Regions from separate parts of the Homo sapiens genome. Here regions 1, 2, 4, 5 and 6 are each linked to region 3. Evidence: chromatin loops called from intact Hi-C (ENCODE). Cell type or tissue: OCI-LY7. All regions are shown on one strand. Links, peaks and the distances in the headings refer to the core of each region. The heading gives the core; the rest is flanking DNA. Region 1 has its middle 5.0 kb from the start of EIF3A. Region 2 overlaps RGS10 (regulator of G protein signaling 10). Region 3 overlaps GRK5 (G protein-coupled receptor kinase 5). Region 4 overlaps GRK5 (G protein-coupled receptor kinase 5). Region 5 overlaps GRK5 (G protein-coupled receptor kinase 5). Region 6 has its middle 53 kb from the start of RGS10.

Region 1 (5,210 bases), core at 510-4,509, 220 kb after region 3:
GACAAGGTTTTGCCATGTTGGCCGGGCTGGTCTCAAACTCCTGACTTCAGGTGATCTTCCTACCTCGGCCTCCCAAAGTGCTAGGATTACAGGCATGAGCCACTGTGCCCAGCCCTAGAGATTCTTTCTTTTCTTTTTTTCTGAGACGGAGTCTTGCTCTGTCGCCAGGCTGGAGTGCAATGGCGCAACCTGGGCTTACTGCAAACTCCGCCTCCTGGGTTCAAGCGATTTTCCTTTCTCAGCCTCTGGAGCAGCTGGGATTACAGGCATGCGCCACCACGCCCAGCTAATTTTTGTATTTTTAGTAGAGACAGGGTTTCGCCATGTTGCCCAGGCTGGTCTCGAACTCCTGACCTCATGTGATCCGCCCACCTCAGCCTCCCAAAGTGCTGGGATTACAGGCATGAGCCACCGCGCCCGGACCTAGAGATGATTCCTAAAGCTATAAGCTAGAACCAACTAATGAGCATAGTTAGAGAAAGGATGAGGTCCAGGGGCTGAGCCCTGGGATATTTCAACCTCAGAGGTCACAGAGATGAGACAGCAGCAAAGAGTAGTTAGCAAAGCAAGGAGAACATCAGGAAAGGCTGAGTGGTGGCCAAGTGAAGGAAGTATTTCAAGGACATGAAGGGGTCACCCCTGCATGTGAGAGATGGAATCAAATGCATTGGTGTATAGGGGTTGGCTTGAGATAGGAGCCCCAGACTACAGAGTGGGAGGAGGGAGAGAAGGCAGAGCATCTGAGCACAGCTGCAGGTGTGAGTTGGGGGAGAGATGGCACGGTGCCAAAGTTCTCTTCTAGCTGCCCCACTGTTTTCAGTGCTATGGGAAAGCAGGACCTGGCTGAGAGTAAAGTAGAGCAAGGAGCATTAGAGGATTGGAGAGAGAGGAAAAAGTATGAAACAATCATCTGGGAGAATGGGATAGGGCCGAGAGAAGTTTAATAGGATGGCTGGGCAGCAACAACGTGCTTGTTGAGGCCTGTGGTCTTGAATTTAAGGTGAGACCTGTCAACGTGCTTATACATTCTTCTGTGGCCACATTAGGCTGCAGGCAAGGTGTAGGTGGAGGGTTGGATTTGACCAGGGTTGGGATTTGCTGAGTAGAATAAAAGGAGAAGTGAGGAAGAAAAGAACAAAACTGTAGAATCTGAGTGGGAAAAGGGGGAAATAGAGGCCATGGGAAATGAGGGGTAGTGAAAAGGAAGCAGAATTGATAAAGGGATTGTAGGTCCTGGTAAACAGAAGGGTCATTAGAGTTGGAGCACAATAGAGTTAACAATAGGAGGTGGTGGCTGAAAAGTGAATCTTGAAATTGAGATTTTGAGAACTAAGATTTTTTTTTTTTTTTTAGATTGAGTTTCGTTCTTGTCGCCCAGTCTGGGCAGTGGTGCGATCTTGGCTCACTGCAACCTCCACCTCCCGGGTTCAGGCGATTCTCCTGCCTCAGCCTCCTGAGTAGCCGGGACTACAGGTGCCTGCCACCATGCCTAGCTAATTTTTTTCTATTTTTAGTAGAGACGAGGTTTTGCCATGTTGGGCAGGCTGGTCTTGAATTCCTGACCTCATGTGATCTGCCTGCCTTGGCCTCCCAAAGTGCTGGGATTACAGGCGTGAGCCACCTCGCCCCGCCAGGAACTAAGATCTTTATTATTTTATTTTATTTTTGTTGAGATGGAGTCTTGCTCTGCCATCCAGGCTGGACTGCAGTGGTGTAACCTTGGCTCACTGCAACCTCTGCTTCCCAGGTTCAAGCAATTCTTCTGCTTCAGCCTCCGGGGTAGCTGGGAATTACAGGCATGTGCCACCATGCCCAGCAAATCTTTGTATTTTTAGTAGAGATGGGGTTTCACCATGTTGTTTGCATTTTTATTTTTGAGACAGTCTCGCTCTGTTGCCCAGGCTGGAGTGCAGTGGTGCGATCTTGGCTCACTGCAACCTCTGCCTCTCGGGTTCAAGCAATTCTCCTGCCTCAGCCTCTGGAGTAGCTGGGATTACAGGTGTGCACCCCACCATGCCTGGTTAATTTTTGTATTTTTAGTGGAGATGGGGTTTCACCATGTTGGCCAGGCTGGTCTCGAACTCCTGATTTCAAGTGATCCACCCGCCTTGGCCTCCCAAAGTGCTGGGATTACAGGTATGAGCCACTGTGCTCATACACAGTGGTATTTAGGTCTGCAAACTATGGCCTGTGGGCCAAATTTGGTCTACTGCCTGTTGTTTTTCAGCCTTGAGCTAAGAATAATCTTTGCATTTTAAAATATATGGCTGGGGGCGGTGGCTCACGCCTATAATCCCAGCACTTTGGGAGGCCAAGGCGGGTGGATTACCTGAGGTCAGAAGTTCAAGGCCAGCCTGACCAACATGGTGAAACCCCCATCTCTACTAAAAATACAAAAATTAGCTGGGCGTGGGGTGCATGCCTGTAGTCCTACCTACTCGGAAGGCTGAGGCAGGAGAATCAATTGAACCCAAGAGGCAGGGTTGGCAGTGAGCCAAGATCGTGCCACTGCACTCCAGCCTGGGCAACAGAGCAAGACTCTGTCTCAAAAAAAAAAAAAAAGATACACGCACACACACACACACACACACACACACACACACAGAGAGAGAGAGAGAGAGAGAGAGAGAGACTATTATCCCTTCAGCAAGCACAGTTGCTCAAAAAGTTGAAGACATTGCCTCTTGGCTCACAAAATCTAAAATATGTACCATCTGGCCTTTCACAGAAAAAGTTTGCTGACCTCTGGTCTAGACTCTAGGGTATGACCATGTGTGTGAGTGGCTGAGGTAAGGCAGAGGATCCAACTGTGAAGGTCAGGTCACAGGTGGTCACTGATGCCACCTCCAGGAGTCAGTGGCTCAAGGAAGGAATACAGCTGCCTGTGAGGGTTGCAGGGGTAGCAGAGTGCTCAAGAATGGGCGATGATGGAGTTAACGGTTGCATGAGCCAAGAGCACAAACAAAGGGGCAGTTCAGTCACCCCCTGGCTGTCAGGAAAAGCTTTGCAGAGGAAGCCTTTGAGCTGAGGCTTGAAGTACTGGCAGCAGATAGTGGGGTGAAGGTGGGTGGGATGGGGAGGAGGAAAGGGGTATTTAGGTATAGGAAAGCCAGTATCTTTTTTTTTTTTTTTTTTTTTTTGGAGACAGAGTCTTGCTCTGTCGCCAGGCTGGAGTGCAGTGGTGCAATGTCAACTCAGTGCAACCTCCGTCTCCCGGGTTCAAGTGATTCTCCTGCCTCAGCCTCCCAAGTGGCTGGTACTACAGGCGCCTGCCACCACCCCGGCTAATTTTTCTATTTTTTTAGTAGAGACAAGGTTACCATGTTGGCCAGGTTGGTCTCGAACTCCTGACCTCAGGTGATCCACCGCCTTGCCCTCTCAAAGTGTTAGGATTACAGGCGTGAGCCGCCACGCCCGGCTTACTGTGCCTGGTACATGAAATGCACTTGATAATGGTTTGTTGAAGGAATGTATTACTGTGAACCTTAGTTAACCTCTTTGAAATTCATTATGCTCATGGGGTACAAATACCTTCATTACGCAAACTTGTAAATAAAACTAGAAATGTGAAAACACTTTGTAAATTGTAAAACATGCTACGTGTTTTAAAGCTGTATGATACTATGTTGCAAATATGTATAATGTACTACCTCCCTTGTGCTCCTAACAATTGTCTTTCTGGGAATCATGTTTACTCCACTCAAGTCAGAAAAAAACCCTAAAACATCATATTAATGATCCAGTCATATGTAATACAAAAGTAAGTTGATTAGTTAGAAAAAACCCTGAGCCTGATTACTTCCTCTTACCATTTCCCAAAGTGGTTTCTATCATCTTCAGGTTGCCTGTTTTCTACTAAGTAAGCATTAATCGACAACAAATAATTACCCTTTTCTCCTGGCCCAGATTAAATCCTATCTTGTCGCTCGTTATGTATTCATTTATTTTCACCAGTAAATCATTAACTCCTGGAAAGCAGGCATCTTGATCTTTTTATCTTCCGCATCCAATGGCTGTTAGCTGGTACTGAATATTTGTTGGTAGATTTTTTTTAAAAATTTATTTTTATTTTTATTTTTTTGAGACAGCGTCTCACTCCGTGGCCCAGGCTGGAGTGCAGTGGCTCCATCTCGGCTCACTGCAACCTCCACCTCCTGGGTTCAAGCAATTCTCCTGCCTCAGCCTCCTGAGTAGCTGGGACTACAGGTGAGCACCACCACGCCCGGCTAGTTTTTTTTTTTTTGGTTTTTCATTTTTGCATTTTTAGTAGAGACAAAGTTTCACCAGGTTGACCAGGCTGGTCTCGAATTCCAGAACTCAGGCAATCCACCTGCCTTGGCCTCCCAAAGTGCTGGGATTACAGGCGGGAGCCACTGCGCCTGGCCACCTTCGTTGAATAGGTAAATTTATCCTGGAAATTGATGTTACACCTTTATTCATTCCCAAAATGCCACTAGACCGTACATAATTTTATTTAAATACACATATATGATCATTTGTTATATTACTAAATGCTTTATATACTTTAAATAATTTGAAAGGCAAAAGGATCAATATGTAGGGATATTGGATTTCATTTTATCTCCCAAGTTTCTTTCTTTCTTTTTTTTTTTATACAGAGTCTCGCTCTGTCGCCCAGGCTGCAGTGCAGTGGTGTGGTATCGGCTCACTGCAACCTCCACCTCTCGGGTTCAAGTGATTCTCCTGCCTCAGCCTCCCAAGTAGCTGGGACTACAGGGGCCTGCCACCACAATCGGCTAATTTTTGTATTTTCAGTAGAGACAGGGTTTCACCATATTGGCCAGGCTGGTCTCAAACTCCTGACCTTGTGATCCGCCTGCCTTGGCCTCCCAAAGTGCTGGGGTTACAGGCGTGAGCCACTGCGCCCCACCTATCTCCCAAGTTTCTAGTGTTTGTGTTGTTGTAGGCATACCAAATAATGAGTAATAACGAATGAGGCCATTTTACTATTTTTTTTTTTTTGAGATGGAGTCTCGCTCTGTTGCCCAGGCTGGAGTGCAGTGGCACAATCTTGGCTCATGCAACCTCCACCTCCAGGGTTCAAGTGATTCTCCTGCCTTGGCCTCCCAAGGAGCTGGGATTATGGGCACGTGCCACCATGCCCAGCTAATTTTTGTATTTTTAGTTTCACCATGTTGGCCAAGCTGGTCTCGAACTCCTGACTTTGTGATTCGCCCGCCTCGGCTTCC
Region 2 (5,210 bases), core at 478-4,477, 200 kb before region 3:
CGCAGCTGTCTTGGCCAAAAAAAAAAAAAAAAAAAAAAAAAGATGCAGAATGCAGCTCAGCCGCCAACTTGAGTTTTCCGCTTCACCAGCAGCCGTTTGTTGGACGGATGGTGGCCTCAGCTCTGTTCCCGTGTCTTCCACTCACCTGCGGCCTCCTGCTTAGCCCAGATAGCTCCATTTTCTTCTTTCTCTGCCTTGTGGACCCTTAAGGAGTCTGACCGTGTTGTTCAGGTGCCCATCACAGTCCAAACCTGGTGAGGTCATGTCTCCCCCTCAGGGATCCCTGCTTGTTGGAACTGTCTGGGACCCCTAGGCCCATCTCATTTTCTGTGTTTGAGCCGGGGTGAGGTGAAATCAACAAGCCAACTGGATGAGCCTCCTTGGACTGTCATAAGCAATGACCCCAAGTCAAGTGGCTTCAAACAGCAGAAACGTATTCGCTCAGCAGAAACGGATTGAAAATATGACATCAAGGTGTTGGCAGGGCCCTGTTCTCCACAAGACTCTGGTGGGTGGTGGCGAGAGGGTGTGGGGGGTGCTTACTTGCCCCTTCAGCTTACAGACTGCTGGTGGCTGCCGGCACTCCTTAGCGCTCCTTGGCACGTGGCTGCATCACCGATGTCTCCCTCTGCCTTCACACGCCTTCTTCCCTCAGTGTGTCCCCTCCTCTTCTGATAAGGACACCCAGTCCCTGGATTTAGGGCCTACCCTAAATGCAGTATGATTTTATTTTGAGACCCTTATGCAACCCTCTTTTCAAATGAGGTCCATTCTGAGATTCGAGGTGAATGTAAGTTTGGGGGAACACCATTCACCCCACTACTGACCTTTGGGGACATATTGTTTCTCACTTAGACACATGGATACACTCTTAAAGAATGTATTTGGAGCCGGGCGTGGTGGCTCATGCCTGTAATCCCGGCACTTTGGGAGGCCTAGGAGGGTGGATCACCTGAGGTCAGGAGTTTGAGACCAGCCTGGTCAATGTGGTGAAACCCCGTCTCTACTTAGCTGGGTGTGGTGGCGCACACCTGTAATCACAGCTACTCAGGAGGCAGAAGCAGGAGAATCGCTTGAACCCAGGAGGCGGAGTTTGCAGTGAGCCAAGATCGTGCCACTGCACTCCAGCCTGGGTGACAGAGTGGGACTCCATCTCAAAAAAGCAAACAACAACAACAAAAAAGAACGTATTTGGGATCATTGTTTTTAGATAGGGTGTGTTTTTAAAATTTAGTATCAGTCATTTAACATTCACGGGCAGTTTTCCATGTTACTCTCTTTGCAGCCCTCGTTTTTATTGTCCTGCCATGCGAGTGGCAGATGGCCTCATGGTTGGGAGTGGGGGCTGCAGAGCCTGCCAGGGCTGGCCTTCCGCCCTTCTCTTTTGCTCACTGTTATGGGCTGAACTGTGCTCCCCTCCCTAATCCATATGTTGAAGTCCTAATCCCCAGAATGTGACTTTATTTGGAGATAGGGCTTTAAAGGGGTAATTAACATTAAACAAGGACATTGAGGTGAGCTCTAACCCAATCTGACTAGTGTCCTTGTGAGAAGAGGAGGTAAGGACACACGTGCACCGGGGAGACCCTGTGAAGACGCAGGGAGAAGGTGTGGTCTACGAGCCGAGGACAGCGGCCTCAGGAGAAACCAACCCTGATGGCACCTTGACTTGGACTTCTAGCCTCCAGAACTGTGAGGAACCCCTAAGCCCCTCGTTTCTTCCTCTGTCAAATGGGGGTCTTCAGAGCGCTGGAGGGAGAACTGAATGAAAGAATGCCCACACGCTGCCCAGCGCAGGGCTGGAGGGCACTGCAGCCGCGTTGGTACTAGCCGGGTTCATTTCCCCAGCCTCTGCTGCTGCACAGCGCACGATTTCTCTTCAGCCACTGGTAAACACTTACTGGGCCCCAGTCACAGCTCTTTTCCCTGTGATAGATGAGGCTCTGGCCAGTAGCTGGGCACACGATCTCTGGCCACTTTCTTGGAAGAAAGTTTTAGGTGCATTCTCTTTTTTTTTTTTTTTTGAGACAGGGTCTGGCTCTATCACCCAGGATGGAGTGCAGTGGCGTGATCTTAGCTCACTGCAGCCTCAACCTCCGCGGGCTTAGGTGATCCTCCCACCTCAGCCTCCTTAGTAGCTGGGACTACAGGTGGGTGCCACCAAGCCCTGCTAATTTTTATATTTTTAGTAGAGACAGGATTTTGCTATCCGCCCGCCTCAGCCTCCCAAAGTGCTGGAGTTTCAGGCATGAGCCACCGCACCCGGCCTTAGTTGCATTCTCCATCCTCTAAGTCACCTTTGCTGAGCCCCGTCCCAGGAGCACCCTGTTGCTGTGTGCTCCTGAGCCAGGCCCAGGGGGTCGTTGGCCGGTGGCAGTCAGAAGTCTGCCCGTGCACCCCATGTAAAGCAATCAGGCTTCCCACAGCCCAGGCGCACGAGGGCTTTGGGGGCGACATCCTCTCCTTTCTCCAGCCTGTCTGGGTCCAACAGCCACAGCTGCCTCCCAGTCACTGCAGCAGCACGGGAGATGGGCAAGGGCTCTCAGAGGAGGAAACCTCTGCCTGAGGGACTTCTGCACTCGTGGGGCATTTCACACCTGCCCCAGTAGGGAGTGGCCCTTATGCTCTTAATAAATAGTTCGCAGCCCCCTCCCCTCAGGCTTGCTGGCAGCCTTGGGATCTCGGGATCTCGGGGTCGAGTCCTGCCAGCCCGGTGCAGCCCCTGAGCTTCCTCCCAGCCGAAGCAGCCTCCTTCCCTCCCCCTCCTCCTCTGCCCTGGGTGCCCCCAGCACCGGCCTTTTTTCTTCTCTACTTTGAAGTCTGAGCCTCAGAGCCACTACAGGCAAACAGGATGTTCCTCTCCCACATGCAGACTTCACACGAGACGCTTGGGTCGCACCGCATCCTGCTTAGAGTGGTGGGTCCCATCTGCGTGGACCTGGGGTGGGAGTGGGTACAGGACTGAGGCTGGGTGCCAGGTGGGACCTTCGTGCAACTGGTTTCATTAGTCACATTTGAGCGTTCATTGCAGACTTTGAACTAGGTGAGCCTCTGAAAGTTTCCCCTTGGGGACTCTTGTGCCTGGAAGGGCTGAATAAGGCAGATGGTGACGCTTGCTTAGCACGTCGGTGGGAGGCCATGAAGGAGTAATGGCGTTTCTCATCCCCCACCTCAGCCCTGGCTATGATTTTTGTATTTTCTGGGATTAAAAAAAAGTTTGTTTTTTTTTTCTGTAAACCTCAGCAAATTACAATCACACCTGGAATTACAGGATGGCTACAAGATAGATGACTGCTCTAGTGTGGCACAGGACAGGGGCTTAAGGAGGCAGGGTCTTGCTGAGCAGCTGGAGGACTCGGGCAAGACTAGAAGGGCACCAGGGGATGGGCAGGCGCTAGTTTAACAGTTTAAAGAAAACCTAAAGTCCCAGGTCTTTCTCTGGGTTGTGGACTCTGTTTATAGCACAGTGACTCAGGCAGTTCTGCTGTGGTTGAAGCCATCTTGGGAAGATGAAGGTGTAAAATTTGAGGGTTCCAGTTCCCTCCTGAAGCACCTCCCATCCTCCAAGCAGATGTTCTGAGTCCTTTGAGTCCCTCAGATGTTTGTTTTATTTTTAATTTTTATTTTATTTCTTTTTTTTTGAGACAGAGTCTCACTCTGTTGCCCAGGCTGGAGTGCAGTGGTGTGATCTCAGCTCACTGCAGCCTTTGCCTCCTGGGTTCAAGTGATTCTTTGGCCTCAGCCTCCTGAATAGCTGGGACTACAGGTGTGTGCCACCACGCTCGGCTAATTTTTGTATTTTTAGTAGAGACGGGGTTTCACCATATTGGCCAGGCTGGTCTTGAACTCCTGACCTCAAGTGATCCACCTGCCTCCACCTCCCAAAGTGCTGGGATTACAGGTGTGAGCCACCGCCCCCAGCACCCTCAGATGTTTAATTTACAAAATAGTGTATGTGTGTTGGGAGAGGGCAGCCTTAAAAGATGTCAGGGTTTTACCATCCACTTGACAACCCCGCCTGGCAGTCAGTGACATTCTAGACATCTCTGGAACTTTCCACTTGGTTGTTCCGTGTACCAGGGTGAACCATGTGGATTTTTAGTTGCAGAGTGTACTGCGAGTTAAGTGGAAAGGTCTGAGAGAGAGAGAAATGAGGGGTGGGAAAGAGATCATAGCCCTTGACAGCTGGAAAAGGCTTTGTGCTTCTCTTTCTCTGCCCCTTTCCTGGGGCAAGGGAGGAGGGCAGATGGCACAGGATTGGGTAGCAGTGGGGGAGAATGAATGCTGGTCACAAGGACTGTGGCCCAGAAAAGAGGTTCAGTGGCGGCCAGAGGAAGCTACTGTGCCTGGGGACAGCCCTCTGAGCACCTGCCATGCCGGCGGGGGCAGCCGTCTAATCTGGGGCACTTCAGCTCTGTCGGGTGTCCTCTTCGCTCACCTGACATACCTTAGAGTTGTTTCATTCTAGGGATGTGCTCCCCAGCCTGTCTGATGGCACAGATGTTGGCATTCTGCAGCTGGCTGCTCTATTCTTTATTTGGGACCTGTTCCCTTGCTAAGATTATAGTTTTGCTGCCCTGCCCTGCAGTGAGCACGCCTCATTTTGACTCCTGGTACAATAATAGGTTTGTTTGAGATCTCGGATGCCAGACTTACTGGGAGTCTTAACAATGCTGGCATCATATGATATGTCAGTGATCTTTTTAACACCACTGTCTCTACAGAAATGGTTTCTATTCGGCTGTCTCAAGCTCTTGGAGAAATACATCCTTGTCTTATCTAGGCAAATAAAGTGGAGAGTCTTGAAGGACTTCTTGGTACAAGGGTCTGAATCAGTGCTGTGTGAATCTATATTTCCGTGGAAAATAAAGGCATATTTGTTCATGTGACTGTCTATATATTCCATTGAGATTATTGCATAATGACCAAAAATCTCCAGGAAATCTGCCTTGTCTAGCAGATGACTTATTTGAGCTTTCTTAGTGTGTTCTTTGCACATGTTAGTATTCTTTGGCACATGGTAGGTATTAATACATATCTGATGGGATGATTTATGGCCTGGATTAGCCTCAGCCTTCAGACTCTTTTTTCTTTTCCTCCTTAGATCTTTAATCTCATGAAGTACGACAGCTACAGCCGCTTCTTAAAGTCTGACTTGTTTTTAAAACACAAGCGAACCGAGGAAGAGGAAGAAGATTTGCCTGATGCTC
Region 3 (5,210 bases), core at 379-4,378:
TTGTTCAAGCGTAAAATGGGGAAACACCACCCTCTTAAGAAGGCTGCTAGGGCCAAAGTGAGATTGTGGTTAGCACTCAGTAAATGTGAGCTGTCGCCATTACTCTGCCCTGACTCTTGATCTCACATAGGGTCACAGGACCTGGGGGTTGAAAGGACCCTTCCTTGTCCTTGATTCAACCTCCCTCAACACTCCCATTGGACCCTGCATTCCCAGCATGCTTCCCTCCCACCAAGGCCTTACTGAGCTCGGCTCTGCCTCCCCCAGAGTTCTTCCATCCACTGTGCAGACTCATATCGAGGACCTACTTGGTGCTTGGCACGTGGCCCCTGCCCTACAAGAGCTCACAGGCTCGTGGGCGGCACTGACCCATGCCAGGTGACAATACTAGAGGAAGAGGGGCTGAGGGGGCACAGGGGAGGCACAATCAACCCTGCCTGTGGAATCAGGGAAGGCTTCCTGAAGGAGGTGACCCTTGGGCTGAACCCTCTCTTCTTAGAGACCACACGGTCCCTCACGCACCAGCCCTGCAGGGATGTGGCAAGAACTCCGAAGGTGGCCCCAGTTTCCATCTAGGCTCAAGAGCCCGGGCCCTGGGCACCAGCCCTCCCAGCCTCAGCACCAGCCTCCTCACTGGAGGGAGCTCCCAGACAGGCCCTGGGAAGATCTGCCTCCCTCAGGGAAGAGTCCTTTCCCTTCAGCTCCGTCTGGGAAGTGGGGAGAAAAGGGCCGGCAGGCCATCCTGCCAGCATTCCCCCAAATCCATACAGGGCTCCCCTGCCTCAGAACTGGACCTGCCCAGGATCTCAGGCTAACACTAAGATCCTCCTCCTGGCCCCCTGGAACCAGGAAGCAGCTGGCCTGGGGGTCAGGAGCGAGGGCAGGCCTGAGCATGGCAGCCACAGTGCCTGTGCAGCCATTGTCTCTAATCCTCAGAACGAGGCGTAAGAAAGCTCCCCCACCGCGTGGCACAGGAGAAGCCATTGAAGCTACGAAGACGCGGGCTGACCGGCCCAACGTCACCGGGAAGAAAAACACACGCCTCCTAACTTTGTCATCCCGACTGTGTTCACCTTTCCCTTCAAGCACTTGGGGCCAAGGGAAGCTCCATGGAGTGGGCTGCTCCTGGGGAGGAGTCAGGGGACCCAGAGAGGATTCTGAGGGGGCACACGCCTGGCCCATACGTCACAGATGACCCTACAGATGACTGTACCGAAGCAGCAGCGAGAGCCCTTGCCACACGCAGAGTTCTTCCCAGTCACTTCTACCATGAGCACACAATTTCGGCAGGGCTGCAGCATGACACCCATTTTGTAGATCAGGAAGCTGAGGCCGGGGCAGGGTGAGGCGTGCCTGGGGTGCGCAATCAGTGATGGGGGCCTGACCCTGATCCAGATCTGAACAGGAGCTGCTGTGGGCACAGCTCTAGTGCCCAAAGATAAACCCGGGCACTTATGTTCCTGCAAGGACCTGGGGAGCAGCCTTAGACCCAGCTCTGACCCTGCAGGTTCGGCCTACAAAGGCGCACTGGGCATACAGTGCAGACCCGCCATGGGTGCCCACTCCCAGGGGACCAAGGACGATGCCTGGAGAGGTGGGTGCTCAGATGGAGCCTCATAGAGGCAGGGTATAGGCTGGGGCCCCAGGTTCCCCATGACCCTTTCCCTCTGTCCTCTCCCCACCTCATTCCTGTGACACAACAGAGCAAGCTGGGGCAAGGCAGTGGGGCTTTAAAAGGCTTCCTAGAAAATGCTTCTTGAATTGTGAAATGGCCAAGGAGGGCTCTGTTGGCAAGATGAGGTTGTTACCCCTCAGAATTCAAAATCCAGTGTGTATGCAGAAAGGAGGGCTCGCCACCAGGAGACCAGAGTAGAGCATGGCTGCATGAGTTTCCTCTTGCTTCAGTAACAAGTTATTAACGGCACAAATGGAGTGCTATAGACACAAATGTATTATCCTACAGTTCTAGAAGTCAGAAGTCTGGAATCAGATTCACCGGGCTAAATCCAGGTGTCGGCAGGGCAGTGTGCCTTCTGGAGACTCCAGGGGAGAATCTACAGGCCACCTCTATTCCTTGGCTCAATTCATGGCCCTTCCTCCACCTTCAAAACCAGCAGTCGCTGGTCAGGTCTTTCTCAAGCTGCATCACTCTGAACTCCTTTTCACAGGCACAGTCCACTCTCCCTCTAATCAGGCCCACCTGATATCCCTGGATAACCTCTCCATCTCAACAGCCTTAACTTAATCACATCTGAAAAGGCCCTTTTATCAGGTAGGTAACATATTCACAAGTTGCAGGGATTCGGATACGACATCTTTAGGGGACCATGATTCAGCCTTAATCATGCAGTGATTAAGACTGCATGCTCCAGGGCCAGACTGCCTGGGTTTAAACCCAGGTATGTAATTTACTAGCTGTGTGACTCCAGGAAATTTACTCAACCTCTCTGTGCTTCAACTGGCTCCTCTGTAACCACATAGATATAGGCATCAATGAGCTGATGCACGTAAAGCATTTAGCATAGTTAAGAAAGTTCAGTGAATAAGGGCTGCAATTATCCCCTACTCTCCACCTAACTCAGAATGAATGACATCAGAGCTGAGAGGAACCTTGCTGATCACCCACGCCTGCTCCTCACTGACGGCTGGAGACACAGAGGCCCAGGGAGAAAAAGTGAGCCATCAAGGTCACACAGCATTTTTTTAGGCAACCCCCAGTACCCTATAACCATACCTAGTACAGACGAGCCCAAAGAAGCATCCCCCATGTCTCCCCAGTGCCCTGCACCCAGTAGACGCTAGAGGACACTGCACCCAGTGAGTCACCTGGAGGGAGAAGAGGGGAAGTGCTCCCCAGCAGAATGTCTGCAGGAAACACCTGCAGGTGCAGCGGCCCCGGCCAGATCCTCACACCCCACCCACCAGGCTCAGGGGCTCAGGCAGACGTGACACCTCTTTCCCCAGGAGAAGTCAGCAGAACAAATCTTGACTAGGGACACCAAAATCCATATTCGGGGCCAAGAGAAGGTGCTCTGCCCCGCAAGTGTCAGCCAGGACCCCGGCTTCCTTCCCTCGCTGTGTGATCTCAGTGTGGGTTTGGACACATCCCCACTCTGGGCTTCCATTTCACATCAGAAAACAGGACCTGGAATGGCTCAGTGGCTCTCAATCTGCAATCATGATCCAGGAGCCCCTGACCAAGTTTCAGAAAATCCTAGAAGAAGCGCACATGCGCCCCAAGCTGAAGCACACAGGAAGCTTGCTCATCCAGGCACTGAAGTTTATCGGTGTGTGCAGTTCAGGCTGAACAGACTCACACAGAGGTGTCTGCAATCAACAAAACGGGGGAAACAGTGACTCACCTCACACAGATGGCCTGTTAGCGGGCAAATTTCTCCACAAAAGGCGACAAGAATCACCACGGGTCCTTGGCAGAGCCTCAACTAGACTCTGCTGTTTCCAACCAGAGAGGACTGACTCATCCAAAAGGCTCCCCCCTCCCCCAAATCCAGCCCAGGCGGGCACTGCCCCAGTGGTTCAACTCCCTCACCATCACACAGTCCTCCAGCTGACACCCAGGACTCCCAGGGAGGCCTTCCAAGGGCTCAACACGGAGCCTTTCCATGGTCTCAGGGGTGGCTGAGAGCAGAGATACCGGAAGTACAGTGGTCAGGCCGTCACCTGCTTCCTCACTGGGAGTTATTTTCTGCCTCAGGGCCTTTGCATATGTCATTTCCTCTGCTAGATACACATTTCCAGAATCACTTTTTTGCAATGAAACATTTCAAGCTTACAGAATGGGAACAAAATTTCTTTAAACCTGCATACCCACAGGTTTTGTCAAAATAATTCCTCCATCCACTCTCCTGTTGAGAGACACGTAGGTTAGGTCTTCCAGGTTTTTACCTCTCAAATGACGTTGCTCTGGGCACTTACACGTGTCTCCCGGGGAGTGGCACTTTATTGCTGCCCCTACTTCACCCGGCCAAGTCCTCAGGTCTTAGGGTCTTGTCCTTCCCTGATCATCCCCAATCAATCAATCCAAGTCATACCCACACAGCTCTCTCCCACCACTCCTCAGTCAGTGTCTGGCTTTGAAAAAGCAGCTATCAAAATTTGTCAGCAAATTTTCACTTATGCCTTTATGGGGCTTCCACCCAAGAGGACAGAGACCACGTCCATTTTGCTCATCAGTGCCTAGGACATGTGCCTGGCACACAGCAGACCTCTGACATGTCTGTGAACGAGTGAATGCTTGAATAAGTGAGTGAGCAGAGGTGTCACCCCAGAAGCAGGTCATGTTGAGCCCATCTTCCCCCAGGTCTCTGAGACACACCTGACATGTCCTCTGCCGGCCCCTTGTTCTGTCAGCGAAGAGAGGAAAGGCAAGGGAGGGGACCACGGGTTCCCACAGCCTTGGAGGACCACGGGACTCTGGAGCTCAGAGCCCAGGGAGGTGGAAGGTCAGAGGCTCTAGGTCAAGTCCTCGCTGCCAACCACAAGGTGAAGCTCAGGAGACCTCATCTGGGCTTTCCTGCAGCTCCCCACAGCCAGACACCCAAGATTTTTCAGAAACAGGTGTCAGCAAAAGAAAAACTGCAGGGAGAGATGGAAAGAAGAGAAGGGAGGGGGTGGGAGAGGAGAGAGGGAAGGGAGAGATGAAAGAAAAACAGGTAGGGAAGAAGGAAGGGAAGAAAAGGAGGAAGAAAAGAGCAAGGGAGGGAGGGACAGAAGGAGGGAGTTGCCCAAACACCTCTCATTAAGCGAACAACTGCCTTTCTGCAAATGCCCTGCTGGTCCGCATCTGCGTGCACAGGGCAAGCATCTCTGGGTGGGGACTGCATGGGGTCGGTTCTCATGCCCTACCCCTAGACAGAGACAGGCACAGAGCCAGCCCTTGGTGGATGGCTGGTGAGCAGGCAGCGTGGTGCACTGGCGACAGTGTTGGGTGCTGGTTATAGACTCCCTAAATCGGGACTCAGGGGCCTGTGGGTGAGCTCAGCTGCTCGCTAGGTGGATGACCTTAGGCCAAAAGCTCTTTGAGCCTCAGTTTCTGCATCCACAAAATGGGAAGAAGAATGTCAATGTTGCCGCCTAGGGTTGTGAGGAATGACGGGGAAATGCACAGAAGCCCATGTGCAGTGAGCACTCAACAGACAGCAGCAAATTAGCCAGGCGCGATGGCACACGCCTGTAATCCCAGCTACTCA
Region 4 (5,210 bases), core at 640-4,639, 62 kb before region 3:
TTTTGTGTTATCACAACTGTGAGGTTACTACTGATTAGTGGGTGGAGGCCAGGGATGTGCTAAATACCCCACAATGCACAGGACAGCTCCCTGCCACACATAATTATTCTGCTCCAAATGGCAATAGTGTCTCCACAGTGGAGCAACTCTGGATGGCTGTGTGGTCTTGGGCAAGTCCCTTTACCTGAGGCCATCAGAGTTAGCTGGTTGCTGCCGGGGATTGGCAACAACGCATGTGAGCACCTGGCCCAGCCTCAGCACACAGTAGGTGCCACAGAAACAGCAGCCACTGGACAGATCCTATCTCCTCTATCAGACTCAGGAAATGATGGGTTTTACTTCTCCGATGACTGAGAAAGGAGATAGGAGGTAGCTGGTGAAAAAGGAACCTTGACTCTCCATTAGCACCAAAGCAGGCAGGAGTTCCCCACTGTCACCGAGCCCTTCGGCCCTGAGCTCCGGGAGGGCAGGGCAGGGCAGGGCCATGCCAGCCTGCTTGCTCTTCCTTCAAGGCTCCTTCTCGGAAGCAGGCCACATGTGTCCCACCAGCACATGCCCGAGGTTCAAATCTCATAACCCAGTCAATTCCTTCAAGACTCATACCCCCAGCGGACTGAGAAACAGGAATGATATTGATAGTTAAGATAAATAAATGCTGTCACTGTTTTCATTCTTTTCGAGTGACATGAAATGGGAACATACTTTCTTAATTAAGAGCCTGCAGTATGTGGACTCTTGGAGGGCAACCAGAGTTTCCCAATAGGAGGTGGCGAGGACACAGGCAGTGAGGGCGGCCCAGCTTCCCTCGGATGGCCACGGGGCCCGAGCACAGCCAGGCCCTCCCACCGGGCTAGGGGAGAGTGGGCGGCCATCCCTGGGGACGGGGAGCGGGGAGAAGCTGCAGCCCGGGTGCGGGGAGGGCTGTCCACCCCACTGAAACCTGCTTGGGACTGTGTGCATTGTTGCCCCAGGCACTCCTAGAGCTCGGGCCAAGGAAAACACACGTTCAATTTCAGAAGTAAGAGCAAGGACGGAACGCGGCTTCCTGAGGAAATGGAAATGCTAACACTGGGGCTCTTGGAAATGAAACCACATGTTGATTGTAAAGGTTGTGAGGCTGGAGTGGGGCGGGGGGGTGGAAGGAGGGGGGTGTCCAAAGGGATGCCTGGAACCATCTCTCCACCAACTGAAGGTTTATTTTATTTTATTTAACTTCATTTTCCCAAAATACCAGGTTACGGGGGGCTGTGGCAGAGAAGGGGGTCCCTGATAGATCCTAATGCAATTTAGGAAATGGACATGGGGAGAGAGGATCAGACAGAGGCTGCCAGCCCTCTACTCTGCCGTATTTCAGGTTTGAAACAATAAACAGAGAAGTGATTCGAAAACAGCTTTCTCTTAAAAATTCCTGCCAAAGCTGGAAAAAACAATCGGGCGTTTGCTCCGAGGAAAAAGCTCTCTGACGTTTGAAAGGCGAGATGGCATCACGGATAACAGCAGAGCTTCCCAGCCCGCCCCTTGGAAGGCGCAGGAGAGGAAAAAGGAAACATTTGGTATGTGGTTAGCAACAGCTGAGTGGCCTTCTATTACTTCAAGAAAGATGTTTTTGTGTGAATAAAAAATGACATATGGTGTGTCACACAAACACACCCAAACCAAGCCCTGCCATCTTCCTGTGCCATTCGTCCCTCTCGTTCTGGGCTCTAGTTTTACGGAATGTCTTGTGCTTGTCACATGTTTCTGTGGGATCGAAATTATTAAGCCCAAGTCTCACAAAGTTTGGTGGCACTTGGAGAAGCCACATGTGAAACCACTGAATCGCAGGGTGTCTGGGCCTGGGCTGCCAGGCAGGGGAAGTGTGGCGGGGACAGTGGGGAGGAAAGAAGGCTCTAGGCTGTGGGTCTGTGGAAGGAAGAAAAGGGTGGGTGGAAGGGTGCTTGTGCGGGCCCCTGCCTCTCTGATGAGGGTCCAGGTCTCTGGCTTGAACCCATCAGATGCAGTCAGGGAGGTATCCAGGAGTCTGGGGAAGGGCTGGGGGCTGAGATGGACAGGACATGGACTATACCATCACCATGAGCAGTAATGGAGCTGCCAGAGTCCGGCAGTGACCTCTATCACCAAGGACAAAAAAGGCAAACAATTTAGATATCTCCTTGCAGTGGGAATGGGCAAAGAACTGGCTGGGTAAACGGAGGGTCAGGGGTGGGGGTGGACTGAGGGAACGGCAGGACCACTTGGCAGGTAGATCCTGATGCTGGACAGGCAGTCGCTGGAAGGGGCCTGGCATATCGGAAAGAAGGTCCAAAGCACTGTGCTCTGAGCCCTCTCCTCTGCCCGGAAGCCCGGCAGGCTGACTGCAACCTCCACTTTTGTGCTAGCCTGGGGACACCAAAGAGGCGTCCGCAGAAAAGGCACCTGGCGCATCAGCAGTGCTGGTGCTTTAAGAGCCGGGGCAAAAAGGAAACACACCCATGCGTGACCTGTGGTTGTTTCTATTTTTCCATATTTTTGAGTTTTTACAAATGAGGGGAAAACAGCTCTCCTAAAAGCACAGCTGCAAAATCACTGAGATCAGGAAGAGCCTGGAAAGCAAAGAACTGTGACTGCCAGACAGCTCTCCTTTCCGTGCGGGGCCTGGGGAATGCGCAGCTGCTCAGAAGAACTTCGGGTTTGTTTTACCCTGCGTGGCCTGTGGCGGGACCTTCCAGTGAGCCGGGACGGGGCACCTGGGACAGCCTTGGTCAGTGATGACCACTGTTTGTGTCTTGAACACCCAGGGCCTTTCCTCACCTGTGCTCCGCCTAAAAGCACCTGGGACACCATCCACTTAGAAGGACATTCTTTCTACAACCTTTTTTCTCCTTGTAAAGAAATTTCATCCAGATACATGCAGTTTTAGAAAGTGAAACTCCTAGGCCACACCCAGACCGACTGCATCAAATCTCCAGGGCGTCAGTATTTTCTTAAAAAGCTCCCTAGGTGATTCCAACACTGCATTAACTGTAAGGTCCAGTTCACCATTTTATCCCCACCACCTGGATCAGTGCCCGGCCCAGGCAGGAGCACAGGTGTTTATCTAAAATGAATGAATGATTGAACAAACCAACAAACAGATCACTGTGACAGGGAGGCCACACGCTTCCAAACTGGGGAGTATATATCTCCAGCCCACGTTCTCCTGATGCTCTGCCAGAAGTGAAGGCCTCCCTGAACCAAGTAGATGATGAGGGCTGTGCCTAAGGTGGCTTCTGTCCAAGGCAACGAAAGGGTCAGCATGGCTCCCTGGGCTCAGGTCCCTGGGCGGAGGCAAGGCTGGGCCAGGCTGCCTGCTGCTCAGAGCTGCAGCACAGTAAGCCCAGAGCCCCCAGAAGTGAGGCGGTCTGAGCCCAGGGGCCCTGCCTGGCATGCCCCTTTCGAGAAAGCACATCGGTGCATGGGACTGGGGCTAGGAGATTGGGCTTTGTGTCCAGCTCCACGTCTGACCCTGCATGACCTCTGACCCATCATTCTTCTCTCTGGACCTTGGTTTCCCCTTTTACAAAATAGGGCTGATGAACAAGGGGGGCTTAAATGCCTCCCATTTCGGTAGCTTCACAGTGGGGCTGTGAGCCTGGTGGGAATGGAGACATCACAGGGCATGGGGCCTTTCTCCAGCGTCAGAGCCCCAAGGAGGGTTCACCACTGCTGGGGATCTTTAAACCCACCCAGCTGCCATCCCCCGCCCCCAGCACCACCCCGCACCTGCGACGTGGCAATACGGCTGGAGCAACACAAGCATGAGTTTAAAGGCAGCATTTCGCAGAGGCCTGGGGCTCTGAGGGGCGCCAAGGAGCCCTGGCTTTCATTTCAGGAAATCTGGGAGTCTTTACTTCCGCTCAGTGCCTCAGTCTCTCCCAAGTGCATTTCAGGTTGACTTCACATGGCAATGCCCAGCCCATCCTTCCTGCACGCTGCCCTGGCCTGCCAGGGAGGACTGGGGGCCCATCTTGCCTTCCAGGGCCCGGGGTCTGGCTTCCCCTGGAGCTATGAGCTAATCAAGCAAAAGCCACGGAGGGCCGGGCCAGGAAACGGCTGGGCAAGCCAGGGACCAAGGCAAATAGCAGCTTCCAGGCAGACCTGGCTCTTCCTGCCCTGGCCCTGCCGAGGCGCCTGGCTTCTTCCTGGGCCACTGGCCGGGGTCTAGCGAGGATCACGGCTGTGCTGGCCAAAAGCAGCTGGAGAAATGAATGCCTCGGAAGGTGGAGGCAACTGATGGTCTCCTGAAAGTCCTGATGTCTCAGGGTCCCAAGACCCCCAGCCACCCTTAATCCTCCCAACATGATCCCCATCAAGGGCTCAGCCAGCCCTGGCGTGTGCACTCACAGGGACAGGAAGCACTTCACCTGCAGAGCATCCAATACTCTTTATCAACACCATGCTGTGAGGCCATTCCCATTTTGAGACCAAGCCTGTCTTTCTGTTATACTGCCCTTTGGCTGTCATTCTTGGGATGTAGAGGACAAATGTTTGAAAGCAATTATTCTGTGCTCTTAGAGTCTTAGATACAGCTCCGATTCTCCCAGCCAACCATGTGACCACACCCCAACCCTGTCTGCCCAAGAACAGGGCGCAGTGGGTTTAACTCGCTGGGACCCAATCTGGGTCTTTGGTGATTAAATGTCAAATGACATCAACTCTTGCCAAGCCTCCTTCCATCTTTGCTCAGCTTGGCCCCAGACTCAAGAAGGGCTAGGCTTCGTGTCCTGAAGGAGGAAGAGATGGGTGTTTCACAGGCACACGAGCTCACCAATGCCCACACTCCAGATGAGAGATGGGGGAGAGGCACATTGCTTCAGCAGAATCTAACACAGGGAAGGCTAGAGCTTAGCAGAATTCTAGCTCGTGGTGTCGGGATTTTCGACACGGATCTTTAGAGTTTGGTAGAGCTGGTTTTCAGAAAGACATGAGCTTTGGTTCAGACACTGGCCTTTCCACTTTGCCACCTGATGTATTATAATAACAATAATGGAAACAATAGCAACTGACATGAATGAGGTGCTTCCTGCGTACCAGGCACAATGCTAGGCACACTACATGCATGTCTCATGCAATCCTCACAACAGCCTTCCAGAACAGGTGCTATCATCAGCCCACATTTTAGATGCCTAAAATCGAGACACTGAGAAGGAAATGGCACAAGGTCACAGGCTAGCAAGAGGCAGAGCTGGGAT
Region 5 (5,210 bases), core at 380-4,379, 110 kb before region 3:
AGAAGGGGATTGTCCAGGGTCTAGAGGTGACCCAACTGTGTACATGAAGTCACACCACTCTCATACTTTGGATTGGCTGGCAGGGGAGCTCTGCCCAAGGGCAAAGCCCTAACAAGGGAGTTAATGAGTGGGTAATAATGTCTGGCTTTATAACCACTGGCTCGACTTGAAGAGATTAAACAATTCCAACCCAACCCCCTTTCAAGTGCCTCCAGGGAGTGACACCTTTGCCAGTAAGATGGGAATAAGAAGCTGCTGGCCATTGCGTCTGAAACTAAAGCCCAAACCTGCCAGAAGGGTAAGAAGCGAGTAGTTGTAGTCGGACATTTATTATTTGCATCAATGGAACCAGAGGATGTCTGGTCCTTCCCTGGAAGTCACTTACAAAGAGAGACTCTTTAAGAAGGCCCTCCGCTGGCTGCGTGTCAGATCGGATACACCGTGTAAGAAACAAGGCACCCAGAAGCTCAGAGGGCTCTGGGGTTCTGAGTAACCTCAGCTCAGCACCGGGATCCATCCACTGGGTCTTTCAAGGCAGGAGAATTCCATGCAGTTTCAGATGCCTGGCTGGTGGGCGGTGGGCTGGAGAAGGGAGAGGGGGGAACCCTACAGGCCGGGTGGGTTCTGGAGAGAAATGTTACCCTCACTCCACTGAGGACTCAGGAGTGTCAGGAGAGCTATGGCTGGGCAGCACTCTAGCTCTTCCTGCAGGGATGTCCCTCTGGGATGGAGCTGATGGTCAGGGGTGCCACGCTTCCCCCATCAAAGATGCCCCTTGAATGTCTAACCATACAGAAATCCAAGCGTGAGGGCCTCAAGGCCTGTAGATACCTGCAGAGGTGAAGGCAGCCAGGTTGGAAGGGGTCTTGGTGGTGCTCGTTGGTAAAATTGCCCCAGGGGTCCGGGACCCCCTCAGGTCACCAGGTGGTCTCCTTAAACAGCTCTAGCTGCAGACCTCGACTTTAACACAACAGTGAATTTGGGCACCAAGGTTCCTTTGAAAGGATCAAGTTAACTGGAAGGAGCAGGGGAGTTTCTCTGCTTGAAGTCCCCGCCATGAATGCCTGCCCCTTGTGGCCTTGCACAGCTGAAGCTACACAGTGGTCAGCCTCAGCCTGGCCCTGCCAGAGTCCACTCTGATGACAGTCAGGGTGACACCCAGCTATCCCTGAGCAGGGCTCTGTAATCATCTCTCTGGGACAGCTGAAGACACCAAGATACGCCCTGGGGACACAGCTGTGTAGCCTGGGGTGCTGGCAGGAGACATCTCTCCCCTCTGGCTGGATGAGAAAGGCCTTGCCTGCCATGAGGAACTGCGGGCTGTGAGAACCCCTCTGGCAATCACTCCCCAGCGCTGAGCTCCCCACCCACTTCTTTGGTGAAGGACTCTCCCCTTCTGGTCCCCCCTGAAGCTGGGGAGGGACAGAGGTAACCTTGAAGCTGGGGGCACTCTGCCTGCTCTGTGAGCTGGTTCTTCTGTATAAAAGCCCCCTTCACCTGGAGGTAAAAGAACCTGCCCTGCCTCTCTCTTGGGATGGGAAATTGACCTTGAATCCTGCACTGGAGGAACCTGGGGCCGCACTGGGCCAGGGGAGCCAAGGCTGCCTGCTATTCCAGCGGGCAGATCGGACAGAGCTCGTGCTGGTTTGGAACTCCCCTCGGGACCCCCGATGACTCACTCCTTCTTACCACCTCTTCCCTATGGCCCAGACTCGCTCTCTGCTCTATGCCACTGGTTCTGGGGATCCGGGCAGTTCCTGATATCTGTGATGACCAGAATGTACCTCTTCAGGTAGCAAGAGATGAAACTTGCCTGGGATGTTTTTCTGGGCACCACAGGGCACGGAGAAAAGCTCTTCCCATCACTTGGAACATAAGTAGGGCAGACCCCCCACCGAAACGGATGAAGTACGCCTAGGGTGACTTCGCACCTTCACTCCTCTCTAAGCCTCTCCCCTCCTTTTTGTCCTCATCTCATGCATCCTCTGCTGCTGTGACCCTAAACCGTATCATGCCGCGTAGGTCGCCTCTCTCATCTTCTGTTCCATCAGAGCAGAAACCTCTGGGATATTCAGGCATGGTGTGGATGATGTATTGCTGACCACTAACGATTCAATGCACGGGAGGCCTTGGAATTTTCAATGATGAGACTGTTGGGGTGGCAGTGTGGTTGGAGAGAAGAACTAGGGGCCTGTCCTGAAGCTGCATTTGTACAGCAATGGGTTTAGAGTGAATGGGGTGACTTGCTGGCTAATCCCTTGCCCCCAGCACCCCTTGGTACAGCAAATGCTCATTGCCGCACCCCTCCCAGGTCAACTGCCGCTTCACAGGCGCCATCTGTGCTTAACCTGAAGCAGGAATGATCTGGAGTATTTCAGACACTGAGGCAGGCTGGGGAGGAGGGGTGCTGAGGAGGAAGGCAGGGGCCAGGCCTGGGCATGAAGCCACCCCAGTGGGCACCACACTCAGCACTGAATCCGGGAAGCACGTGTGGATCACCCACCACACCCGAGGCTGATGCTCAGACACCCACCCTCAGTGGCATTACAGAGGTAGGGACCCAAGCACAAGGGCAGGCGACAGCCCAACCCCAGTTCTGCCTCCACGCATTCAGCCAAGGCCCATGAAGCAGGCCGTCCACAAGGTGGTGCCATTGCTTCCCTATGCTCCTTCACCCCAACGGCCTGCCAGCCTTCTGGTCCCCAAAGACTTGGGAGGCCAGGTGGGCACACCTGGAATAATTACCAACTGACTATAATCTCAGACCAGAGGAGTACGGCCTCTGCAACAACAACTGAGGGGAAAAAGGGGATCAATTCAGCCAGGTGCGGTGGCTCACGCCTGTAATCCTAGCACTTCGGCAGGCCGAGGTGTGTGGATCACTTGAGGTCAGGAGTTCGAGTCCAGCCTGGCCAACATGGTGAAACCCCATCTCTACTAAAAATACAAAAGTTAGCTGGGCATGGTGGCATGCGCCTGTAGTCCCAGCTACTCAGGAGGCTGAGGCACGAGAATCGCTTGAACCCAGGAGGCGGAGGTTGCAGTGAGCCGAGATCACTGAGCCACTGCACTCCAACCTGGGCAACAGAGTGAGAAGCAGTCTCAAATTAAAAAAAAAAAAAAGAGAGAGAGAGAGCGATCAATTCGAGAGGGAGCCCTAGAGAGGTCATACAGGCCTGGACCTTGAAGGAGAGAGAAGCTGGACTGCAGGGCCAGCGCCTGGAGGACAGAGTCAGCACTGAACAGAAAGGGAGATGCTGTTCGGAGTCAGAGGGACTAGTGAAGATCATGGGAAATAAGCAGGAACGGCTGGCAGGAATGCTGCCGTAGCTTGAGGCTGACCCCCTCCTGGGGCAGCTATCAGTGGCTGAGTTATCAGCCCCGAGGATGGCGTCGCCAAGGCGGCTGCACCTGCTCTCCCGGCACTGCTCCCTGCCTCTGCACCATGAATGACTGACGTGAGGAAGGGACATCATTTCCTGCATCAGTGCGAAACTCCAGATGTTTGAGGCTCTGGTTCCCAAAGCATCTCCCTGTATTAACATCCCTTGTTTCAAGTGTCAGGGTGGAGATGGAATCAGTTGTACTTGGCTGGTGCCCTTGGAGGCACCCAGGGATGAAGCGGGACTGAAAGACCATGAAATCAACTCAGAGCTACACCCAGAGGCCTCCCCAGAGCCACCGATAATCCTTTGCCCCGCGTCACCCTGGGAACTGTCCAGAAACACAGGCCTGATACTCGTTCAGAGATTCAGGAGTGAGACGGCGGAGGAGGTGGAGATCAGAGGACCCTCCAGGAAAGACCCCTCAGGGCTCAGCCCTTCAACCCACTCATGGCACAGATGGGGAAACTGAGAGAAGGGGTCCCCTGCAAGTCACTTGCTGGCCCATGGCGGGGCCAGGATTGGCACCTCTGACTGGGAGGCATGGATCTGAGTGGTATAAGCCCTTAACCAGGTATCCTGAGCCAGCCCTCTAGGAAGGACATGGCTTTGGCCTCCTTGGCCCCAGTCAAAACCAGCTGGCCCCCATTTCACAGCTGGGAACACTCACATCTAGCAATCTCAGCCGTGGCGTCTCTGCCACCCACTGCCTCCTCTCCATCCCCAGCTGACTACCCTGGTTTGGAGAATTCTCTTCTCTTGTTTGGACTATTGAGGAGGCTCCTCACAGGTCTCTGCTACTCTTTGCTCTTTCATTTGACACAATGGTCCCCAAAGGAGTTTTTCTGCACCACACAGCATCAGCGGCCCCCAATGCCTATAGGACCAAGTCTAGTGGCTTCTTAGACCTGGCCCCCAACACCCTGCCCGACCTGCTTCCCCTTTTCTTCCCCTGCTCTCCAGTGCTCTGGCCCCACACTGGCTGTTTCCTGGGCGAGCTCCAGCTTTCTGGCTACTGGACCTTTGCTTGGTCCCTTCGTTCCTTCCCACCCCTTCATGGCATGTCCAAACCCCACCCAGTTCTTTAGGACCTGCTTCTGACATAACCACATCTAAGATGATCCTCCCAGCAGGCAGGACCGTTCTTCCAGCCTCACCTCCTGGAGAAGGCTGCTACGATCATTCTCATCATCACTGCCATCACTGCCATTTCTTTTTTCTTTTTCTTTTTTTTTTTTTTTTTTTTTTGAGACAGAGTCTCACTCTGTCACCCAGGCTGGAGTGCAGTGGCACAATCTTGGCTCACTGCAAGCTCCACCTCCCAGGTTCAAGTTATTCTCATGCCTCAGCCTTCTGAGTAGCTGGGATTACAGGCACGCCCCACAACACCTGACTAATTTTTGTATTTTTAGTAGAGACGGTGTTTCACCATGTTGGCCAGGCTGGTCTCAAACTCCTGGCCTCAAGTGATCCACCTGCCTCAGCCTCCCAAAGTGCTGGGATTACAGGTATGCGTCACCACACCCGGCCATCATTGCCTTTTCTTGAGCACCCACTTATGATATGCCAGGTCCTAGGAGCTTTATGTGGAGTAACCTTGTTTGATCTTCTTAAGATAGGTTTTATTATTCTTACTGTCCTCACTTCACAGGCGCAGAAATAGGCTCAGAAGTTAAGTAACTTGCTCAAGGGCACATAGTTGGCCTGGGAGCAAAGACAGGATTCAAACCTAGGGAATCTGGCCAGAGAACCTTATCCCTGAGCACCAGCATGTACTCCAAGGATGCCACATTCCTTCCTAGACAGTGTGCAGGAGGATGTGGTGTT
Region 6 (5,210 bases), core at 794-4,793, 180 kb before region 3:
GCAGAGTCAATGCTTCTTTAAAAAGCCTAGTTTGTGTTTGCAACCAGTTTTGTTTTTTGTTTTTTGTTTTTCCTTTAGTGATATATCATGAGCATCTTTCCATGCCAATAAACATAATTATATACAATCCAAAAAAAAAGGCCTGTTTTGAGATTATCTAGGAAAGATAAATGTTTCCCTTGTGCTAATTCCAGCACCGTTTATATGCTGCTTTGCAACACAGGCAAACTGTTTTCTTCTTCTTTAAGCATTTAAACTCTGTTTTTTAAACTGTTATGGCATACAGATCGCAAAGAGTAACAGATGTCTGCCTGATAGACTTGTTTCCCAGGAAAAGAATCTGCTGCTTCTTGGTCTCCAGAGGAAGGATGACTTTGCAAGTATGTGGCTTTTGGTCTCCTTCTGCCCCTCTCACCCCCATAAGAATGGGGGAAGAAATAGAGCACCGCAGACTGCCTCATAAATATCTGTGTCTACAGATCCTGGCTGATTGCAGAGGCAGAGGCGAGACTCTGATCTCCCAGGAGGCTGTCCCTGTGCCTCCCAAAGGGAATATTTCTCTCTTTTTTCCTAAAGGAGCGAGGTCACTCATCATGACCTGAAAACATGAAAATGTGGGTCCACCTTTACTAAATTTGCAGGTTTCCCCAGAACCTTAGCACTAAAAGAACCTCTGTCAACTATCATCATCATTATTATTATTTTTGAGATGGAGTCATGCTCTGTCACCCAGACTGGAGGGCAGCAGTGCACTCTTCGCTCACTGCAACCTCTGCTTCTGGGTTCAAGCAATTCTCCTGCCTCAGCCTCCCGAGTAGCTGGGATTACAGGTGTGCGCCACCACGCCCGGCCAATTTTTGTAGCATTCGAAGAGATGGCGTTTCACCATGTTGGCCAGGCTGGTCTCAAACTCCTGACTTCAAGTGATCCACCCACCTCAGCCTCCCAAAGTGCTGGGATTACAGACACGAGCCACTGCGCCTAGCCTCATTATTTGTTTATTATTATTATTTTACTATTGGTTAGCATGAGAATTGTGGTTATGTTCATGTCATGAAGTTCAACTGCCTAAATTCTATCCCAGCTCCGTCGCTTATTAGCCCTGTGAGCTTGCGTAAGCCATCATGGATCTTTTCAAGCCCAAGTTTTCTCAATTATTAGATGGGATAATATTGGTCCCTATGCCTTAGTCTGTTTCATCTGCTATAACAAAATACCTGGGTAACTCAAAAACAACAGATATTTATTGCTCACAGTTCTGGAGGCTGGGAAGCCCAAGATTAAAGACACTGACAGATGAGGTGTTTGGTGAGAGCCTGTTTCTCATCCATGGTGCCTTTTATGTCCTCACATGCTGGGCACATGCTCAGCTGGAAAGGGCAAGCAAGTTCCCTAGGGTCTCTGAGCACTGATTCCCATTCATTCAGGTGCCGACCCAGAGCCTTCATGACCTAATCACCCGCGAAAGGCCCTGCCTCTTTTTTTTTTTGAGATGGAGTCTCGCTCTGTCACCCAAGCTGGAGTGCAGTGGCATGATATGGGCTCACTGCAACCTCTGCCTCCTGGGTTCAAGCGATTCTCCTGCCTCAGCCTCCTGAGTAGCTGGGATTACAGGCATGCGCCACCACGCCTGGCTAATTTTTGTATTTTTGGTAGAGAGGAGGTTTTGCCATGTTGGCCAGGGTGGTCTCGAACTCCTGACCTCAAGTGATCCGCCCGCCTTGGCCTCCCAAAGTGCTGGGATTACAGGTGTGAGCCACTGTGCCCCAGCCGGCCCTGCCTCTTGATATCATCACACTGGGGACTCGGTTTCAACATGTGAATTTGGGGCGGGGGTCGGGGGCGGCACAAACATTCAGACGCTAGCACTATATAAAATCCAATGAGATAATACATGCAATGTGCGCAGCACAGTGCCTTGCGCACAGCGGCTTAATAAACCTTGGTGATTATTATGAGGCCACCAAACCAGGGATAGGTCGTGTGGTCTGCCTAAGGTGCGCAGGGAAGGGTAGCAGATCCCGGCCGGGTCTGACTCCTGGATCCTTGCCTGGGACTCTTTCACTGTCCCCCCAGTCCCCCGCACACACATGCACACGATGTTACCCCGCGTTCGAGTCGTGATCGACGGGCAGCCAGCTGGACCTGAATGTCATTCAAATGATTGCAGGCTCGAAACCAGGGGTGGGGGGGCTCTCAGGAGAGGATTTGGGCCCAGAAGGGGACATGCAGGGGGAAGCCAGAGAAGTGAGAGGGAGATCTGAGTGGTGGGTGCCCCAGCAGCGTAATATGGCTCCATTTCCAACCTGGAACCAGGTTGTTGCCTCTCCAGACATTTTGTGTCCGAAGGAAGGGGAAGGGAATTCAGTAGACATTCTTTGGAGGAGCCTCTTGGACTTCGGTGACTTTTTCTTGACAAGAACCATGGTCTCCTAGGGCAGAGCTGCCCACATGCTTTTCTGGGAGGTCCCGGGCTCCCCAGGCTCCTTGGAGTAGAAGGAAGTCTGGGGACCCCCGAGAGCCTGCCTGAAATTCCTGGCTTGAGCTCACGGGGGAGCTGGTGAGCTGTGGAGGGAGGCAGCTCCCGGGGTTCTTGCGGGTCCCTGCAGCACGGGAGGACCCTCCAAGGCCCTGGGCACCCATCCTGGTCAGACCGTCCCCTCCCACCAACTTTTCTCCTTGTCTCTCCCAGAAGGGTGCCCTGGGGAGACCCTCTCCCCAGAGGCTGGGACTGGGCAGGAAGGTGGGGCAGCTGCTCCCATCCTTTCTGCCCCGCACAGTTCAGGCAGTTCATCTTCGGGCAGGAAGATGAGGTTTCGAGGTACTTCCTGGGCTTGCGCTGACGTTTTTGACTACCGTCCCCGCCCCCACCCCGCCCCACTCTCTAGTTTGGCCTCTGCTGGCTCCAAAACCCTCTCAAATATCCCACGAGGGTCATTAGTGGGAGACCTTTGTTCAGTTCATTCATTTTTTAAATCAATGCTATATATTTTTTTAATGCTCGGAAACAGTGTTTTGATGTGAGTTTATTACTTGAAGAACTGCAGGACTTTGTACAACAAACTGCCTGATACTAAAGTTATATTAACAAAGAGATCAAGAAATGACTGGCTGTGTGCACAGAGGCTTAAAGGTTTAGTGTGGCTGAGATACTAAACGTCTCTCTTTCCCACCACTTTATTTTATTTTTATTTTTGAGACAGAGTCTTGCTCTGTCACCCAGGCTGGAGTGCAGTGGCATGATCTTGGCTCACTGCGACCTCCATCTCCTGGGTTCTCATGCCTCAGCCTCCCAAGTAGCTGGGATTATAGGCGCATGCCACCATGCCTGGCTAATTTTTGTATTTTTAGTACAGATGGGGTTTCATCTTGTTGGCTAGGCTGGTCTCAAACTCCTGACCTCAGGTGATCCACCCGACTCAGCCTCCCAAAGTGATGGGATTACAGGTGTGAAGCACTGCACCCAGCCTCCCATCACTTTATTTTAAAAGTGTATTTCCAAATCCTCGTCTTCTACCTCGGGGTGGTCGTTCCAAAATGTTTTATTTCTGAAGCTTCCCAGATAAGCAGCTACAATTTCACTCTTTCCTCCCCAGCTCACTGGGATGCATTTTTTCTTCTTCTTTTTTTTTTTTTTTTTTTTTTTGGTGGAAGGAATTTTTTTTAAAAAAACTAAGACGTACCTAATTTCAGTAAAGAGTAAAGTACACAAATCTTAAGTGGAGAGCTCTATGGATGTCTCCATTTGTCTACACACTCATAACTACCACCGCATTCGGCTATGGAATATTTCTAGCATCTGGGGTGCAGAGTTTTTTTTGTTGTTGTTTTTTGTTTTTTTTGAGACAGAGTCTCACTCTGTCGCCCAGACTAGAGTGCAATGGCCCGATCTCGGCTCACTGCAACCTCTGCCTCCCAAGTTCAAGTGATTCTCCTGCCTCAGCCTCCCAAGTAACTCCTGACCTCAAGTGATCTGCCGCCTCGGCCTCCCAAAGGGCTGGGATTAGAGGCATGAGCTGCTGCACCCAGCCTGGGATGCAGTGTTTTTTTGTTTGTTTGTTTTTGTTTTTTGAGATAGAGTCTCACTGTCACCCAGGTTGAAGTGCAATGGTGTGATCTTGGCTCACTGCAACCTCTGCCTCCCAGCTTCAAGCGATTCTCCTGCCTCAGCCTCCTGAGTAGCTGGGACTACAGGCACATGCCACCACGCCCAGCTAATTTTTGTATTTTTAGTAGAGGCGGGGTTTCACCATGTTGGCCAGGCTGGTCTTGAACTCCTAACCTCGGGTGATCCACCCACCTCAGCCTCCCAAAGTGTTGGGATTACAGGCGTGAGCCGCTGTGCCTGGCAGTTTTTAAGGAACACTGTGTTTGTCTATTTGGGCTGCGGTAACAAAATACCTTAGACTGAATGGCTTAGAAGCAACAGACATTTCTCACAGTCTGGAAGCTGGGAAGTCCATGACCAGGGTGCTGGCAGATTCAGGGTCTGGCAAGGACCAGCTTCCTTCACAGATGGACGTCTTCTCCCTGTGTCCTCACATGGTAGAAGGGGTGAGGCAGCTTTCTGGGGCCTCTTTGATAAGGGCACGAATTTCACTGGCGAAGTCTCCAGCCTCATGACCTCCCAAAGGCCCTACCTCTTAATACTTTTGCTTTGGCTTTTAGTTTCAACATGAATTTGGGGGTGAGGACACAAACATTCTGATCATAGCAAGCATCTCCTTGAGAAGTCCACCCAGGTGGAACATTCGACGTGAGCCAGGAGCTGTGGTGATGCTGGGGATGGGGTATCGAGGGTCCTGGGCCTCTCACTGTGCTGTCATCCTGACGCCCAGCTCTGGTGTCTCAGTTCTCAGCAGATGGATAATCCACACACTCTGTCCTCAACTCCTCGTCCAGCCATGTGGAGTGAGAAGAAGGTGGCCCCTCCTCCTCCATGCATGAGCTTTTTGAGGTTGTATTCTGATTTTTCCCATTAGGGAGATTGGCTACTTCACAAAACCTTCAGCAGCCAAGGTGCCATTTTGCCTATGTCCGATTCTGTGGCAGAGTTGGGAGGAGTTTCAGTGGAGTTGTCCATATTTTTATATTCCTGCCTATTCAGTGCAAATCATTTTGCTCAGTTTACCACTAACCCATCACTTTTAACAAACTTTGTATTAGGACAATTTCAAAATATTCCGAAAAGTAAAAACACAACCATAACA

Evidence for each region. Hi-C counts contacts between places; a loop is a spot of excess contacts. Peaks named below come from ENCODE experiments on the same cell type or tissue, not always from the same donor. Only the 100,000 strongest peaks of a DNase experiment are listed, where the experiment ranks them.
Region 1: it touches region 3 in a loop (4-fold over the local background); 7 of 110 quality-filtered maps call a loop at or near these places.
Region 2: it touches region 3 in a loop (3.0-fold over the local background); 5 of 110 quality-filtered maps call a loop at or near these places.
Region 4: a loop joins it to region 3, with 6 times the contacts of the local background. A loop is called at or near these places in 7 of 110 quality-filtered maps.
Region 5: a loop joins it to region 3, with 5 times the contacts of the local background. A loop is called at or near these places in 23 of 110 quality-filtered maps.
Region 6: it touches region 3 in a loop (6-fold over the local background); 6 of 110 quality-filtered maps call a loop at or near these places.

The regions. Positions count from the first base shown.
Region 1 is chr10:119,083,256-119,088,465 of GRCh38, reverse strand. No RefSeq gene overlaps it. Among named protein-coding and RNA genes, the nearest start is that of EIF3A, 5.0 kb to the right of the region's middle. In OCI-LY7, for the core only: CTCF peaks have their summits at 2,804 and 3,007; DNase peaks (open chromatin) are centred at 765 and 2,955; H3K4me3 peaks cover 1,788 bases; H3K27ac peaks cover 3,032 bases.
Region 2 is chr10:119,500,154-119,505,363 of GRCh38, reverse strand. It overlaps RGS10 (regulator of G protein signaling 10), which reads left to right. Exons shown (of 5, transcript NM_001005339.2): 5 at 5,105-5,210. Among named protein-coding and RNA genes, the nearest start is that of RGS10, 40 kb to the left of the region's middle. In OCI-LY7, for the core only: no CTCF peak of the experiment used is centred there; a DNase peak (open chromatin) is centred at 2,893; H3K4me3 peaks cover 1,180 bases; H3K27ac peaks cover 1,402 bases.
Region 3 is chr10:119,304,416-119,309,625 of GRCh38, reverse strand. All of the region lies in intron 1 of GRK5 (G protein-coupled receptor kinase 5), which reads right to left. Among named protein-coding and RNA genes, the nearest start is that of GRK5-AS1, 32 kb to the left of the region's middle. RefSeq lists enhancers at 2,970-3,069, 3,480-3,559. In OCI-LY7, for the core only: CTCF peaks have their summits at 2,567 and 2,773; DNase peaks (open chromatin) are centred at 1,845, 2,845, 3,335 and 3,685; H3K4me3 peaks cover 3,335 bases; H3K27ac peaks cover 3,247 bases.
Region 4 is chr10:119,366,895-119,372,104 of GRCh38, reverse strand. All of the region lies in intron 2 of GRK5 (G protein-coupled receptor kinase 5), which reads right to left. Among named protein-coding and RNA genes, the nearest start is that of MIR4681, 8.5 kb to the left of the region's middle. RefSeq lists an enhancer at 2,659-2,978. In OCI-LY7, for the core only: no CTCF peak of the experiment used is centred there; a DNase peak (open chromatin) is centred at 2,434; H3K4me3 peaks cover 1,619 bases; H3K27ac peaks cover 1,368 bases.
Region 5 is chr10:119,414,503-119,419,712 of GRCh38, reverse strand. The region is part of intron 4 of GRK5 (G protein-coupled receptor kinase 5); the gene reads right to left. Among named protein-coding and RNA genes, the nearest start is that of MIR4681, 39 kb to the right of the region's middle. In OCI-LY7, for the core only: a CTCF peak has its summit at 2,656 (motif pointing right); a DNase peak (open chromatin) is centred at 2,632.
Region 6 is chr10:119,487,267-119,492,476 of GRCh38, reverse strand. No RefSeq gene overlaps it. Among named protein-coding and RNA genes, the nearest start is that of RGS10, 53 kb to the left of the region's middle. In OCI-LY7, for the core only: CTCF peaks have their summits at 2,340 and 2,547; DNase peaks (open chromatin) are centred at 2,576 and 2,816; H3K4me3 peaks cover 779 bases; H3K27ac peaks cover 390 bases.